Regions from separate parts of the Homo sapiens genome. Here region 2 is linked to region 1. Evidence: chromatin loops called from intact Hi-C (ENCODE). Cell type or tissue: heart left ventricle. All regions are shown on one strand.

The links. A loop is a pair of places that touch in the nucleus more often than their neighbours do. Peaks named below come from ENCODE experiments on the same cell type or tissue, not always from the same donor. Only the 100,000 strongest peaks of a DNase experiment are listed, where the experiment ranks them.
Region 2: it touches region 1 in a loop (5-fold over the local background); 6 of 110 quality-filtered maps call a loop at or near these places.

What each region holds. Positions count from the first base shown.
Region 1 is chr20:48,207,660-48,215,659 of GRCh38, forward strand. No RefSeq gene overlaps it. Among named protein-coding and RNA genes, the nearest start is that of LINC00494, 150 kb to the right of the region's middle. RefSeq lists an enhancer at 5,661-6,485. In heart left ventricle, no CTCF peak of the experiment used is centred here; DNase peaks (open chromatin) are centred at 1,712, 2,641 and 3,102; H3K27me3 peaks cover 815 bases.
Region 2 is chr20:48,594,431-48,602,430 of GRCh38, forward strand. No RefSeq gene overlaps it. Among named protein-coding and RNA genes, the nearest start is that of PREX1, 230 kb to the right of the region's middle. RefSeq lists an enhancer at 4,059-5,017. In heart left ventricle, no CTCF peak of the experiment used is centred here; no DNase peak of the experiment used is centred here.

The sequences.
Region 1 (8,000 bases):
GGATGGATGGATGGATGGATGGATGGATGGGTGAATGGATGGATGGATGGATGGATAGATGGATGGATGATGAGTGGATGGATGGATGGGTGAATGGGTGGGAAGGTGGATGGATGAATGGATGGATGGATGGGTGAATGGGTGGGAAGGTGGGTGGATGGGTGGGTGTTGGATGGATAGATCAATGGTCGTGCATTGCTCCTGTCAAGCTGATCTGGAGGCCCCTGCTCCTTCTGGGGCCGGTATCAAACACAGAAACCTTAGGGAGACTGATCTGGGTCCCCTGTGTCTAATGCCCCAGGAAGGTGGCCAGAGTCCCTGATGGGTGTGGTGTGTGGCTTTGAGTACAGCAAGGGCCTGGGTGGAGTTCAAGGAGGCACCAAGGCCCAGGCAGGGAATAACTGCACCTCGAGTCTAGGTCAAGCTCAGTCTTGCAGGCATTTTATGTTTGGCCCACATGGTGCTTTTAAAACGGACTTTTAGCAATACTTAAAAATCAGGAGACTTCATAGAATAACCCCTGGTTTCTTGCAAAAGCAAAGAATTAAGTTTCAAAGGGCCTTGCTTCCTTCACATAACAATTAGCCAGACCTGGGGAGTGGCCGTCCCTTTACATGGTACCTTCCTGCCAGTTCACTGCCACCCCCAACGGGCCCGTTCACCCATTATGTCCTCGCCTCGCCCCTTCAGACATGTGCGTTCGCAGCCCCTGCCTGGTTGGCTGTTGGATCCAAGAGAATGGCAGAGAGTGCCCACCCCACAAGGTGCAGGAGCTGTGGGGTATTTTCATGTGCCCCCAAGTGGCCCAGAAGTAGCAGAGAGAACAGCTGGGCTAGGAGGGCTGTGGGACCAGCACAAGGAGCGTGTCCAGGATGCCCACGATCCAGGCTGCAAGACGAGTGTCTCAGCAAGTGCTGACTCAGAGGGATGTGACCCAATGACCATGTTAGTTCTCACTGTCACCTGGTACCAGGTAAACCCTCCAAAAAGGGAAAGGGCCACCCTAAATTGTCTGAGGTCAAACTTCCACTACCCATGCAACACAGGGACTCAAACAGAAATAATAGTGAACATGGCAGGCATAGCTATGTCTAAGTCCTTTTATGAGAAAATGTTTTTAAATGTCCCAGCCACATGAAGAAAACATTCTGTTACTGTCCCATTTCATAGATGAGGAAACACACGTTCAAGCCCAGCGTGTTCAAGTATACTTGGCTAAGGTCACAGGGCTGGGAGGAAGCAGGTGCAAACCAGGCATTCTGGATCCAGAATCTGTGCTTCAACCAGTTTGCACTAATGCCACCAAGATATTGTGAAGTTTTGCAACAAAAGGTGCATTTCTGCCACTTCACTGGTGGATTGAGGTGTGGCTTCACCTCCTCTCTAAACAGGACCCGTAAACACCAACTGCTTTCTGGACCTCTTCAGGCTGAGGCTGCCCTGTTGTACAGACAGTGAATTGGAGGGCATGTGCCCATGTAAACAGCTGGGCTGTTTGGTGTGGGGGTGGGCGGGGGCACTGCAGCCTGACCTTTGCTCCAGCCTCTTCCTTCCTTGGGGAAGTGGTTAATTGGTTCGCCAGGCCAGAGGGTCACTCCTAGAAGCCCCTGGGACACGATCGATTTCTACTCAGAAAGCCTCAGCCTGGACCAGCTGTCACTTGTCAGTGTCACTGGGGAGTCACGTGGGCTGGAGAAGAAAGTGCCCTGAGCTCCATCCTCAGCCACATGGGCTCAAACTCCCAGTACAGAGACTCCCAGCCCAGCCTGCCCTCAAATAGAAATGCTTGTTAACAGGTCCTGCACTGCTCAGAAAAGAGTCATAAAATACTGTAACCTAGCCAGACAAGTTATTTTATAAAGGTCAGTAAATGCCCAAACATGCTAAACAGTGAAATGACAGCAATTCGAATCAAATGTTATTTATTATATGATAAAATGTTTTCTATATGTACATCTGTGAGCATGACCACGCTGAAATGAAGCCGTGGGGTGTTCACACCTAAGCACAAGAGGACAGTGAACATGGGGGTGCAAAGGCAGACTGACACGCTTGGTGCCGTAACCTCACAACACAAGAACACGACGGTGGGTGTGCCGCAAGGTGGACAATCTTCCCTCAATGTCAAAGGTTGATGCCGTCCTTAAAAATTCAGCACATCTTGGCTGGGTGTGGTGGCTCACACCTGTAATCCTGGCACTTTGGGAGGCCGAGGTAGGTGGATCACCTGAGGTCAGGAGTTCGAGACAGCCTGACCAACATGGCAAAACCCCACCTCTGCTAAAAGTACGAAAATTAGCCAGGCGTGGTGGCGCATGCTTGTAATCCCAGTACTTGGGAGGCAGAGGTAGGAGAATCGAACCCAGGAGGTGGAGGTTGCAGTGAGTAGAGATCGCGCCATTGCACTCTAGCCTGGGTGACAAGAGTGAAACTCCATCTCAAAAAAAAAAAAAAAAAAAAAAAAATTCAGTGCATCTTAAAATCACACGGAGAGGATAAAAAGAAAACCCTTTGTGGTGACACAACAATGTCCACCATGTCCCTCCTCCTTTCGAGGACACGGGTTGATTCTGGGCATGTCCTCTCTCCCCTGCAGCTGTGGCTGGAAGTCCAGGGCACTGACGCCCCCAGAGTACGGCCCTCACTGCACGTGGAGGGAGGCGGGTGTGCAATGCGCCAGCAGCCTTGTGGCTCACGGGGACACTGCCGGGCGCAGGTCCTGGACTGTTTCCCCAGTCCCCAGCAGTCTGAGCTCCCAATGCCTGCAGAGGTGACGTGTTGACACACCCAGTATCTATGGGGATGCCTTCCCTTCCCACACCCACTCCAGGGTTCCTGGGTCATGTCCCAAATAGACGACTTGCCCTTGAATCTGACTCAGGGTCTGCTTCTGGGGAGGCCAAACTGAGACCCCAACTGAGCGAGAATCTAGGTGTAGAGCCTCAGGAACGGGTTTCACCTCCTCGAATGTCTGGCAGGACATGAAAGCCCGGCTGGACCCGACACTGGCCCTGGTTGCGAAGGACTTTCCCATGCACCAAGGGCACAATGTCAGCACCCCGGCCCCGCCCACTGCTTGTCAGTGATGACCAAGTATGTTCCCACAATTCTTAGAACTTGCCCGGGGTCAGGACCACCCATCCTGAGAATTCCCACAGCTGATCCCTCCAGACAAGGACTGTGGGATCCACAACCCGGACAGCCGCCTGGGAGCTCTGGTCTGTGTGGAACAGAGGCTGACTGCCCCTGTCCCTTCCCGTTTCCATCTGTGCGGCCACCTGTCCTCCCTATTTCAGGCAGGAGGGGAAACTCCTTTGTCTCCCACCTTTGCCCTCACTGTGATGCCTCGGGTGCCTTCCTTGGAGGGTGCAGTGCACCGTTCAGAGGTCATGAGCGCTGGCATGGGCGGAACCACTCCCAGATGGGTTTTATTTCATTCACGGAAATGGCCCCCAAGTGTACTGAAAAGTGGAATCTGTAGTCAAAATGTTTAAATAAGGAGACTTTACATTTAAAGAACTGCATTTCCAATTTCTCTTGAGTAATCACAAGTTGTGGGAACACAGGTGACATTTGCCCTTGGTAGGGAATCCCTGAGCTGAGCTGCAGCTGCCCCTCCACACAGGGCCTGTGCTCCCCACTTTGCCACAATCCCCACTCCTCCCTGTTGTCCCCACTCCTGGCCTGTTTCACTCACTCACACCCCCTGCCTTGCTCCTGTGAGTTTGTGTCCCTGCCAGACTGGGGACTCCACACTGAGGCTGAGGTCACCCCACTCTCTCCCAACGTTGCAGAGCTGTTACAAGGACAAATGAGATCATGAGTATAAAGTGCCTGGAACGTAGATGAGCAATACAGGTCAGACAATCTTAGGATTATGGTTACTGTTTATAAAGTTATAGAGACGGCACAGTGTAGGGTCAGGAGGGTAGGCTCTGCAGTATGGCTGCCTGGACTCAAATCCCCACTTTGCCATTTCATCTCTGAGTGACCTTGGGCAAGTTACTAACCTCTCTGCCACTCGGTTACCTCATCAGTAACCTGGATGATCAAAATTGCACCAACTTCCTGGGGCTGTGGGGGCTGAGTGAGCTCAGGCACCTCGAGCGCCCAGACCCCAGCTGCCCACAGTGAACGCATCGACAAGCAGCAGCTGCATGTGTGTTAGCACTATTGTTCTTCAGCACTCCCTACCTCACCTAAGCCCCCACGAACTTCGGATGCCACTTCAGGTCTTCCTCTTCCAAGAGGCCCTCCCTGACCATCACAGGCTATGAGCACCTCAGGTAAACATGCTTCTGATCAGCGCCCAGATCTCCCCAAGTCAGCATGTCAGGTGTGCGCCTCCACAACCCATAACAATCACAATGGTGATGATGGTGATGGTGGTGATGATGATGATGATGACGATGAATGGTTATTGAGTCCTGAAAACAGGCCAGGAGTTGCATTTCACTCTCTGAGCCACCTCATTTAACTGACCAAGGGTGATGAGGACTCAGGTGTCATTCCTGCACCCACCAGGCCTCCTGACAGGAGGGAAGGATTAGGACACACATTCCAAGCACCTGCTGTGTACCAGGCACATTTATACAGGTTGACTCCCTTAATTCTGTGGGATCTGCATTACCATTACCCCCATTCCACAGACCAGAAAACTGAGGCTGGGAGCGTGAGGTGACCGGCCTGGGGTCACACAGCCAGTGAGAGACAGAGGGTATCAGGCACTCAGGTGTGTTTGGTGCCAAATACCAGGCTCTGCCCGTATCTCCATGGGGCGTTTCCTCCAGGTGTGAGTGGGAAGAAGATTCCACAAGGCTGCTGCCCTGGGTGGGCTGTTGGCACAGAGAACAGGGCAACAGTTGGAGGCAGACGTCTGGGGTCCCTTCCCTGCACTCTCATAAGCTCCCCTGGACACACTCCACATCAGGATCCTGGGTCCCCTCGGAGGATGTCTGCTCACCTCCGGGAGGGGAAAGGAGCTGATGAGAATGGAGGGCCCCTCCCTGCAGTGCCCGGACCCCAGCCCCAGCTCCTCAAATCACAGATGGTGGCACTCCAGCACCTTGAGGATGCAAGTAGGAAGGGCATGGGGCTCTCGTTTCTCTCCTTTCCTCTCATCTCTCTCTCCTCTCCAGTCCTCTCCTCACCTCCACTGCTCAGCCCTAGGCCCCTGAGTGTTGGAATTAATGCTGACCTGTGCCATGCCAGGTGTTTCCTTGAATTATTCCTTGGCCTTTTGGTTGCAAGAACCCAAATCAAGGACTAGAACAAAACTAAGAACAAAGAAACAAAATGTCTGGTTTGCTGTTCCACATTCACAAGATGGCTTCAGGCACAGCTGCATCCAGGGGCTCTTACAGTGTCACAAGGGTGCCTCCTCTTGGTCTCTCAGCCCTGCTTCCCTCTGTGTCGGTGGAGTTCTCAGACTGGCCCTTCAGGTAGTGGCAAGGGGGTCCCCAGCAGCCAGGCTTCCATCCTCCAACTTAGCACCCTCAGCAGAAACTGGGCTCTTTCCCAGTGAGTCTGGCACAGCCCTGGGGTGACACTCATTGGCTCAGATAGAGTTATGGATCTTACTGGCCAGAGCCAGGTCACATGACATCCCTGTGCAGAGAAGGGGCTTGAACCACTTGGACTGAGAGTGGGAGGAGTTTGCACTGCGACCCTGTGGTGGGTGTCAGGGTGCAGGCTGCGGTATCTGTGGCCACAACATCAGTGTTGGGTCCCCAGGGATCAGTCCTGCCAGAGATGCTTTCTTGCTGCCTGCATAGCCTCCTCATCTGCTTCTTTGTCCTCCCAGAGGTTCAAGAGCCCCTGGTGACCCTGTAATCCATTCCTTTCTCTGCTCAAACCAGCCAGAGTGGAGCCTCTGGTTGCAAGAGGAGCGCTGATACTCTCATGGTAAAGCCTCATTTTACAGATGGGGAGGCTGCGCCCCAGGGAGGGGAAGTGACTCCCAGTGTCACAGGTCCCATGAGTGGTGGAGACAGGATTTGAACTGGGGACACCGGACAGCTGCGCCTGCTCCACTCCAGGCTGACGTGGTCTCCTTTCTGCAGGGCCAGGGCCAGGCCCTCAGCAAGGCTGCTGGGGAGTCTTGGGGACAGAGCTGCTGCCCTGGCTGGGGTGGCCTTGCAGGAGGGGCGGGGCCTGCTGTCCTTCCTGGGTAGGCTGAGTCTTGCTCTGTCCTGGCCAGTTTTAATAGCCTGAGGGCAGAGGGGAGGCAAAGGTGAACTCTAATGAGCCATTGATTTCTCAACAGGAAGCCGGCTGTGGCCCCAGCGCATTTCCTCCTAATGGATGGGAAAGAAAATGTGAGGACAGCGGTGCCCTGGCGCGGGGCCACCCTCGGGCACCTCGCTCATTCCCGCTGTCTGCACCTTCTGAGGCCCGAGGTGGACTTTTCGGGAGGCGGCCCAGGGTGAGAGAGTCTGTTTGTCCCATTCCAGCTCTCACCCCCAGCGTCCAGCAGGGTCTGGATCCCGCCATTTGCTCAGACGTTCAGGCTGCTTCTGTCCAGGGACGGGACCGTCACTCTGCTGTTCAAGGCAGACCTGAGAGCCACCTGGAGTCCCTCAGTGTGGCTTTTCCACTCTGACCCAAGGCAGGCCGCCTCTGCACACCTGCCCTGTCCACACTTAGGCAGAGCCCCCGTCACTTCTCCCTGGGTCACCGCAGATGCCTCTACCCGGGGCCTCTGCAGTTTACTGTCCCCATGGCATTGAGAACACTTTAAACCTGCAAGTCGGGCCATAATCTCTCTGCCTGCTGCCCCCACGGCTCCCCACCTGACTCAGAATGAGTGCCAGCGCCCCGGCCTTGGCCCTAGCCTGTGCCACATGACTGCCCTTTGTCCTCTGGGTCCTCCCCCAACCTCCCCCTGCTCTGTGACCTGCAGACTGACCAGGTGGCCCACACCACAGGGCTCCCTTGCCTCTGGCTCTGGATGTGTCCCCCCAGTGGGGAGTCCCATTGGGAGGTCAGCAGGGGTGGTGTTGGAGTTCACCTGGTTCCTTTTTTGGGGGGTTGCCTGGGGCTGGCTGTGCCCTGGCCTCCTTTCTATCCTCCACTACAGGACCGTCTTTCCTGCCCCAGGGCCTTTGCACTGGCTACTCCCATTGCCCGGACTGCTCCTTAACCCACTCCTCCGGCACTCAGTACACAGTGCAGCCAAGGGCTGCGTGAGGAAGTCTGGGGGAGGGAGGGGCAGGTTGTGCAAGAGAAACAGGAGCTTCCCTCAGGCCACATGGACCTGGGGCAGAATGGATCTCAGTGGAGATGTCAAGCTGGTGGCTGTCACTCAGAACCCAGAGCTTCGAGGAGGGGACTGAGCTGGAGGCAGATGTCAAGGGGGTGTCTTGGTTGATGTGTGTCCTGCAGTGTCACCTTGTCAGGGACACCTCTTCACCCCTCCCATCTACAGTGTGTGCTCCTGCTTCCCCCATGGATCCCTAAAGCAGCACATTATATTTTCATCACACAATCCTCATCATGCAATGATCATTCTTGGTGATTAGTGTTCAGCACTGCCTTTCGTCTTCCATTTTAACTACTGAATCTCAAGGGTCGAACACAATCCCAGCCTCATAATAAATGTTCAGTAGTGTTTGGCTAAATAAAATAATCAGTGAATACACAGTGTGCATTTAACACACACATACATTCATAGCCCTGTCCCACCTGTACACACTCACGCACCTGTGTGCATGAACACGCCCACCCTAGGATCCTTTCCTGATGGTGGGATTCTTGTGTCCAATGACGTGATACAGCTCCCTGGGAGGAGCTTCAAATGGTGCCCACCACAGAGCCAGTGCCCATCTTCACTGCCCCGTGGACACCTGTGAATTCGAACCAGACATTTACCTAGACTCTCTCTCCCAGCAGGAGCATCGCCAGACCTCTGTGGATTTGTGCTTTATCCTTGTTTCTCTGCTCCGGGTGTCTGGGGAGGATTTATGGAGGAAACAACATAATGAGACCTGAGTGACTTAGAG
Region 2 (8,000 bases), 390 kb after region 1:
AGGCCAAGGTGGGAGGATTACTTGAGCCTTCGACGTGGAGGTTGCCGTGAGCTGAGATAGCACCACTGCACTCCAGCCTGGGCGACAGAGTGAGACCCAGTCTCCAAAACAGACAAAAAAAAACCCACAAAACAAATAGTTACTGGGATCATTTCATTGTATGTTGGTCACAAGGTCACCACTTATGCAGTCTCTGCCACAGGGCCATCTGGAGCTCTCCTGGTTCCCACCTGTCCCAAGTCTGCTTCTCAGGCTTAGCTGATCATCTGAGCCTCCTTTCTGCATCCAGTAAACCCCATCGGCCTCAGTGAGCCAGATCCAGTTTCTGTTGCTGGAAACCAAAGAACCCGACTGGATAGCTCCCCCCCACACACAGTGCATGTGTTTTGTAGGGGAATGACTCCTACAGTCTACTTCAGGGTGGGCATGTCGCCTAAGCCAGGCCAATCAGAGCAGCCAACAGTCAGTGGGCCTCACTCTAGTTTACTGAGAGTCACTGGGATATTGCTGGAACTCTCACAAGGGAGAAAGTGTCTTTCCACTGGGCTTTGCTGAGCTGGTAGGATAGCAGACCAGAGTTGATGGGGGCCATCACCATCACTGTGAGGGAAGAGCTTTCCAGGGGATGAAGTCAACAGCAAAAATCACAGATGAGAAAGGGAGACAAATGCTTCATAGTATCACTAGAGCTCCTAGATCCAGCCTCTCCTGAAACCCCTAGACTTTCCCACTGCTGGGCCAATGATGTCCCATTTTGACTTAAGTCAGTGGAATTGGGCTTACATCCTTTGCAATCAAAACACGCTTCTGTTTAACACAGAGACTACAACACCCTGAAACAAATTGCAATCTCCGCATTTCTTCATGGACAAATGGTGTAACTAACTAAATGTGAGAACGCAGCGCACAGCAGTGCCTCCGTACCTGTCACTCACCTTTCAGTCCCCTAGGAGGACTCAGGCATGAGCTTGCCAGCCAGAAAAAAGGAAGGAAGCTGCAGGCTATTTCTCAAATTCACATTCCAAGGTGAACAACAGGAGCCTCACCTCCCCCTGCTCGCTAAACTCACACACATTCCCACATCAGCTTTTCATCACAGTATCGGGCCACCCAAAGTATTCCAAAATAGACCATCTAAATTCTAAGAAGACAAGCAAAGCCAGTGTTAATGAAATGTATAATGCCTGTTGTAGCTCACAGGTTAGTTTTACATCAAGTTTATGGGCCTGGAGCAGTACATTTATAATGTATGATGTGTGCATGTTTACTACATTGGCGCACCCACATATAATCAACGTGGACTAGAGATTTATGGCCATCTTTATAAGACTTGGAGTATAATTTCATTACTTTTAAATATTTACAGAGGCTGAAAGTTGTAACTTTCCTTTTATGGCGTAGTGTGGGATACTGTGGTCCTGTCTGTGATGTGTTTAATACTCAGTCCTCATTTAGAAAAACCCCGAGGACAGCCCTGGGCCTTTTGGGGACAAGCAGCTCTCTGAGGACCCCACAGGAGGCCCTGGGGAGGAGGAGGAGTTCTGAGCAGACATGAACCCCAGTGGGTGGGCGGGCAGGTCTGTCTCAGGGCTCAGAGGAGACCCTTCCCTGTGACCCAGAAGCTCAGAGGAGACTCCTGGGAAGAGGCAGGACTGGGCTGAGCCTGGAAGGGCAAGTGGGGCCTTAGGAAGGGAGCAGCTGGGGGGCGGGGCTTCCCAAGAGAAACCACATGATGCTGTGGTCGACGTCCCCAAGCTCTAAGTCACTCAGGTTTCATGCTGTTGTGTCTCCATAAATCTTCCCCAGACAGAGTAGAGAAAGAAGGACAAAGCATAAATCCACAGAAGTTGGACGATCCTTATTTTGGGAGGGAGAGTCTAGGTCAATGTCTGGTTCTGGATGCATGGTTGTAAGCAGGAACTGTAGGGAGGCACTGGTGACATGGGTGGGATCAATACGCAGCTCTCTCCAAAGGATCTGAGTGAACCCATTGAAAAAGACCCCTCCCACATCCCAGTGGTTTCCACAGTGACGAAAGGAGACTAAAGGTTGTGTGTGTGTAAATTAGCAGCAGAGTCAGCTGCAAGTGACAATAAACCCATTATAAATGTGCCTTAGGGAAGACATAAAATGATTTGCCTCTGTGGTAAGCAAAGCCCAGAAGTAAGTAGCCAGGGCTGATGGAATAGCTTCACTTGGAAAAAGGATTCAGGCACAAACCAGTTATTCAGTCAAGCACAACGCATTACACACCTCATAATTCAATATGGCTGCTTGAGCTCCAGCCATCACACTCACATTCCACTTAGCAGTGGGGAGGGAGGTGCAGAAACATGTGTTCCTGTTCCCTGAAGACACTTTCTGGAAATTACACATGGCCCTTCTGTTCCTGTTCCATTGACAACACCTTAATTACACATTCACATATATAATCGCAAGGGAGGCTGAGAAATGTAGTCATTATTTTGGGTAGCTATGTGCCAGCTGAATTCTTTCTTCCTGAAAGAGGAAAGGGAGAACAAAATTGGAGGAAGTCAGCAGTCTCTTCCATTCTGTACATGAATGTTTGCACAGGTGAGGCCCCTAGGTGTATTGTGGGAATGTGTCCACACCTGTGTTGGAAGCATTGTTCACCATCAGTTATTAAGCATCCACTCAAGAAATTCTGCTGTGTAAGAAAATGCATGGATAATAAATGCATATGGGCCATGGATTCTATGGAAATAAATATATGTATACGAATAGATATGGGTATAAGTGTAATTGTGTATGCTCATGCTCACATATGTATTCCCTAATTTGCTTATTTATTCAGCTAGTATTTCCTGAGCCCCTACTATGTGTCTGGGACTGTTTCACACACTTGTGATTTAGCATGGTAACATGGCAGTCAAGGTCATTGATCTCATGAAATTTAGTCTATTGGAAGAGATGGACAAAACCCAAGTACATGAATAATCAAGTAAGATAATATCATCATGACATTTGTGTAATGAAGAAAATAAACAGTGTGGTGCTTTAGGGATCAATGGGGAGAACAGGGTGCACCCATGACGGACAGGAGGGTTGTGGAGGGTGTCCCTGAGGAGGTGACATTGAAGAAAACCCATCGGCCCAGGTACCGCCAGGCATTTGTTTCCAGCTCACTCCCCTTCTCAGAGCTCCAGGCGCTGAGCTCCAGATGCCACCAAAGTTTATTCTGCCCCAGGTCCACGTGGCCCAAGGGAAGCTCCTGTTTCTCTTGCACAACCTGCCCCTCCCTCCCTCAGGCTGCCTCATGCAGCCCGTGGATGCACTATGTACTGAATGCTGGAGGGGCTGGGTAAGGAGCAGTCCAGGCAGAGAAAGCAGCAGTGCAAAGTCCCTGGGGCAGGAAAGACAATCCTCTAGTGGAGGATAGAAAGGAGGCCAGGGCACAGCCAGCCCCAGGTGACCCTGAAATGAAGGAGCCAGGTGAGCCCCAACACCACCCTGCTGACCTCCCACTGGGACTCCCCACTGGGGGGACACATCAAGAATCAGAAGCAAGGGAGCCTTGTGGTGTGGGCCACCTGGTCAGCCTGCAGGTCACAGAGAAGGGGAAGGTGGGGAGAGGACCCGGAGGACAAAGGGCAGTCATGTGGCACAGGCTGGGGCCAAGGCCGGGGCGCTGGCATTCATTCTGAGTCAGGTGGGAAGCCGTGGGGGCAGCAGGCAGAGAGATGACAAGGCCTGACTTGCAGGTTTAAAGTGTCCTGTCTTTGCCATGGAGACAGTAAACTGCAGAGGCCCCGGGTGGAGGCATCTGCGGTGACCCAGGGAGAAGTGATGGGGGCTCTGCCTAAGTGTGGACAGGGCAGGTGTGCAGAGGCGGCCTGCCTTGGGTCAGAGTGGAAAAGCCACACTGAGGGACTCCAGGTGGCTCTCAGGTCTGCCTTGAACAGTAGAGTGACAGCCCCGTCCCTGGACAGAAGCAGCCTGAACGTCTGAGCAAATGGCGGGATCCAGACCCTGCTGGATGCTGGGGGTGAGAGCTGGAATGGGACAAACAGCCTCTCGCCCTGGGCCACCTCCAGAAAAGTCCACCTCGGGCCTCAGAAGGTGCAGACAGCGGGAATGAGCGAGGTGCCCAAGGGTGGCCCCGCGCCAGGGCACCGCTGTCCTCACATTTTCTTTCCCATCCATTAGGAGGAAATGCACTGGGGCCACAGCCGGCTTCCTGCTGAGAAATCAATGGCTCATTAGAGTTCACCTTTGCTTCCCCTCTGCCCTCAGGCTATTAAAACTGGCCAGGACAGAGCAAGACTCAGCCTACCCAGGAAGGACAGCAGGCCCCGCCCCTCCTGCAAGGCCACTCCAGCCAGGGCAGCAGCTCTGTCCCCAAGACCCCCCGGCAGCCTTGCTGAGGGCCTGGCCCCGGCCCTGGCCCTGGCCCTGCAGAAAGGAGACCACGTCAGCCTGGAGTGGAGCAGGCGCAGCTGTCCTGCATCCCCAGTTCAAATCCTGTCTCCACCACTCATGGGACCTGTGACCCTGGGAGTCACTTCCCCTCCCTGGGGCACAGCCTCCCTGTCTGTAAAATGAGGTTTACCATGAGAGTATCAGCGCTCCTCTTGCAACCAGAGGCTCCACTGGTTTGAGCAGAGAAAGCAATAGATTAAAGGGTTGTCAGGGGCTTTGGAAACTCTGCGAGGACAGAGAGACAAGTGTGGGGGGCTATGCAGGCAGCAGGACATAGGATCCCTGGCAGGACTGATCCCTGGGGATCCAGCATTGCTGCTGTGGCCACAGATACCGCAGCCTGCACCCTGACACCCACCCAGGGGCCACGGTGCAAATTCCTCCCCCACACTCAGTCCAGGTGGTTCAAGCCCCTTCTCCGCACAGAGATGTCACGTGACCTGGGTCTGGCCAGTAAGATCCGTAGACTGTCTGGGCCAATGAACGTCACCCCAAGGTTGTGCCAGACTCACTGGGAAAGAGCCCAGTTTCTGCTGAGGGTGCTAAGTTGGAGGATGGAAGCCTGGCTGCTGGGGACCTGCCTTGCCACTACCTGAAGGGCCAGTCTGAGAACTCCACTGACACAGAGGGAAGCAGGGCTGAGAGATGGAGAGAAGGCACCCTAGTGACACTGTAAGAGCCCCTGGATGCAGCTGTGCCTGAAGCCACATTGTGAATGTGGAACAGCAAACCAGACATTTTTGTGTCTTTGTTCTTGGTTTTGTTGCAGTCCTTGATTTGGGTTCTGCCACTTGCAGCCGAAAGATCAAAAAATAATACAAGAAAACACCTGGCATGCCATAGGTCAGTGTTAATTCCAACACTGGGGGAGGAGGGTGTTAGAGGTGAGCAGTGGAGGTGAGGAAAGGAGAGAGATGAGAGCCCCATGCACTTCTTACCCATATCCTCAAGGTGATGGGATTCCACCATCTGTGACATGAAGACCTGGGGCAGGGGTCCGGGCACTGCAGGGAGGGGCCCTCCATTCTCATCAGCTCCTCTCCCCTCCCAGAGGTGAGCAGACATCCTCCCAGGGGACCCAGGGTCCTGATGTGGAGTGTGTCCAAGGGAGTTTATCGGAGGGCAGGGAAGGGACCCCAGACATCTGCTTCCAACTGTTGCCCTGTTCTCTGTGCCAACAGCCCACCCAGGGCAGCAGCGTTGTGGAATCTTCTTCCCACTCACACCTGGAGAAAACGCCTCATGGAGATATGGGCAGAGCCTGGTATTTGGCACCAAACACACCTGAGTGCCTGATACCCTCTGTCACTCACTGGCTGTGTGACCCCAGGCCGGTCACCTCGCCCTCCCAGCCTCAGTTTCCTGGTCGGTGGAATGGGGGTAATGGTAACATAGATTAAGGGAGGCTTAAGGGAGTCGACATGTATGAAAGTGCCTGGTACATGGCAGGTGCTTGGAATGTGCGCCCTGGTTTTTCCCTCCTGCCAAGAGGCCTGGTGGGTGCAGGAATGACAACTGAGTCCACATCTGCCCTTGGTCAATTAAACAAAGTGGCTCGGAGCGTGAAATGCAACTCCTGGTCTGTTTTCAGGACTCAATAACCATTCGTGTGGCCATTATCACCATCGTCACCATTGTGATTGTTATGGGTTGTGGAGACGCACACCTGACATGCTGACTTGGGGAGATCTGGGCACTGATCAGAAGCGTGTTTATGTGAGGTGCTCATAGCCTGTGATGGTCAGGGAGAGCCTTCCAGAAGAGGACCTGAAGTGGCATCCAAAGTTCATGGGGGCTTGGGTGAGGTAGGGAGTGCTGAGGAACAATAGCTCTAACACACGTGCAGCTGCTGCTTATCGATGCGTTCACTGTGGGCAGCTGGGGCCTGGGTGCTCCAGGTGCCTGAGCTCATTCAATCTCCACAGCCCCAGGAAGTCGGTGTGAGTTTGATCACCCACATTTGAGGCTGAGGCAGGAGAACTGCTTGAACCCAAGAGGTGCAGGTTGCAGTCGGCTGAGATCGTGCCACTGCACTCCAGCCTGGGCAGCAGAGCAAGACTCTGTCCCAAAAATAAAAAAACGGTTACTGATGAGGCAAGTGAATGGCAGACAGGTTAGTAACTTACCCAAGGTCACACAGCAATGAAGTGGCAAAGTGGGGATCTGATCTCAGACAGCTGCGCCCAGGAGTCCACCCTCTTGAACCCTACGCTGTGCTGTCACTACGGTGGCTCTTCCTCGTATCCTCTCCCCGTGATTTTAAGACGCACTGAATTTTTAAGGACAGCATTAACTTGACATTGAGGGAAGATTTTCCGCCTTGTGGCCCATCCACTGCCATGCTCTTGCAGTGTGAGGTCACCGCACCCCACCATCACACGTGTGCCAGTCTGCATTTGTCACCCACCTGCATTCCCTGTCCTGCTGTGAGGTGTGACCACCTGATGGCCCCATTCCAGTGTGTTCATCCTCAGAGATGTCAAGAAAGCAGCTGGGTGCAAACGAGTCCTATTTAGAGACCAGATGAGGCCCATCTCAGCCCACCGCTCAAATGGGGAAAATGTACCTTCGTTATTTTCTAAAACTTCACTTAGTCTTGGCAGCATTAGAGCAAGCTGGTTGAAGCATAGACTCTGGATCTAGAATGCCTGGTTTGCATCCACTTCCTCCCAGCAGTGTGACCCTGGCCAAGTTTACTGGAACACACTGTTTCTCCACTGAGCATGCTGTGCCTCAGTTTCTTCATCCATGTTGTGGGGATAACAGAATCTTTCCTTAGTATGGCTGAGAAGATTAAAAACTCTTTCCCATAAGAGTACTTAGATCAATGCCTGTAATGATAGATCTTATTATTTCTATTTGAGTCAATATTCTGCACGGGCAGTGGAAACGTAATCTTAGACAATTTGGGATTGATGCTTTCCCTTTTCTGAGTCTTTACCTGGTACCAGGTGACAGCAGGGACCAACATGGTGCCCAGGCACCACCTCCCAGAGCCAGTACTTGCTGGGACATCCATTCTTCAGCCTGGATCATGAGTGTCAGCTCAAGTGGTTGCCACGGAAGTGCTCCTTGTGGCTGAATGATGGTCCTTCCTGCCAATCTCTACTACTTCAGTGTTGCTTGAGGCACATGTAAAACACCTCATAGATCCTGCACCAGGGGAGGGAGGTGAAGGGCAGGCACTCCGCCACCCTCAGGACCCGACTGCCAATCCAGGAGTTACAAACGCAGATTTCTAAAGGGGTGGGCAAATGACCTAAGTGGGTAGATGGGCTAGCGGGGCTGCAGAAGAGCCCTATGTATAAGGGTGGCCACTTCTCAGCTCTGCCAAGCAGTTGTATAAGGGAAGGCAGACCCTGTAGAGCTTTTCTGTTTTTAAAGAAGCCAGAGTCGTTTGTGTGAAATAACCTATTAAAAAAAAAAATTGGCAAAAAAATGTTCAAAGAACCATGTGAAGGCAAACATATTGGAAAGGAAGAAATGAAACTATCCCTATTTGCATTCGACACACTTGTCTATATAGATAATTCCAGCAAATCTCAAAAACAAAAATGAAA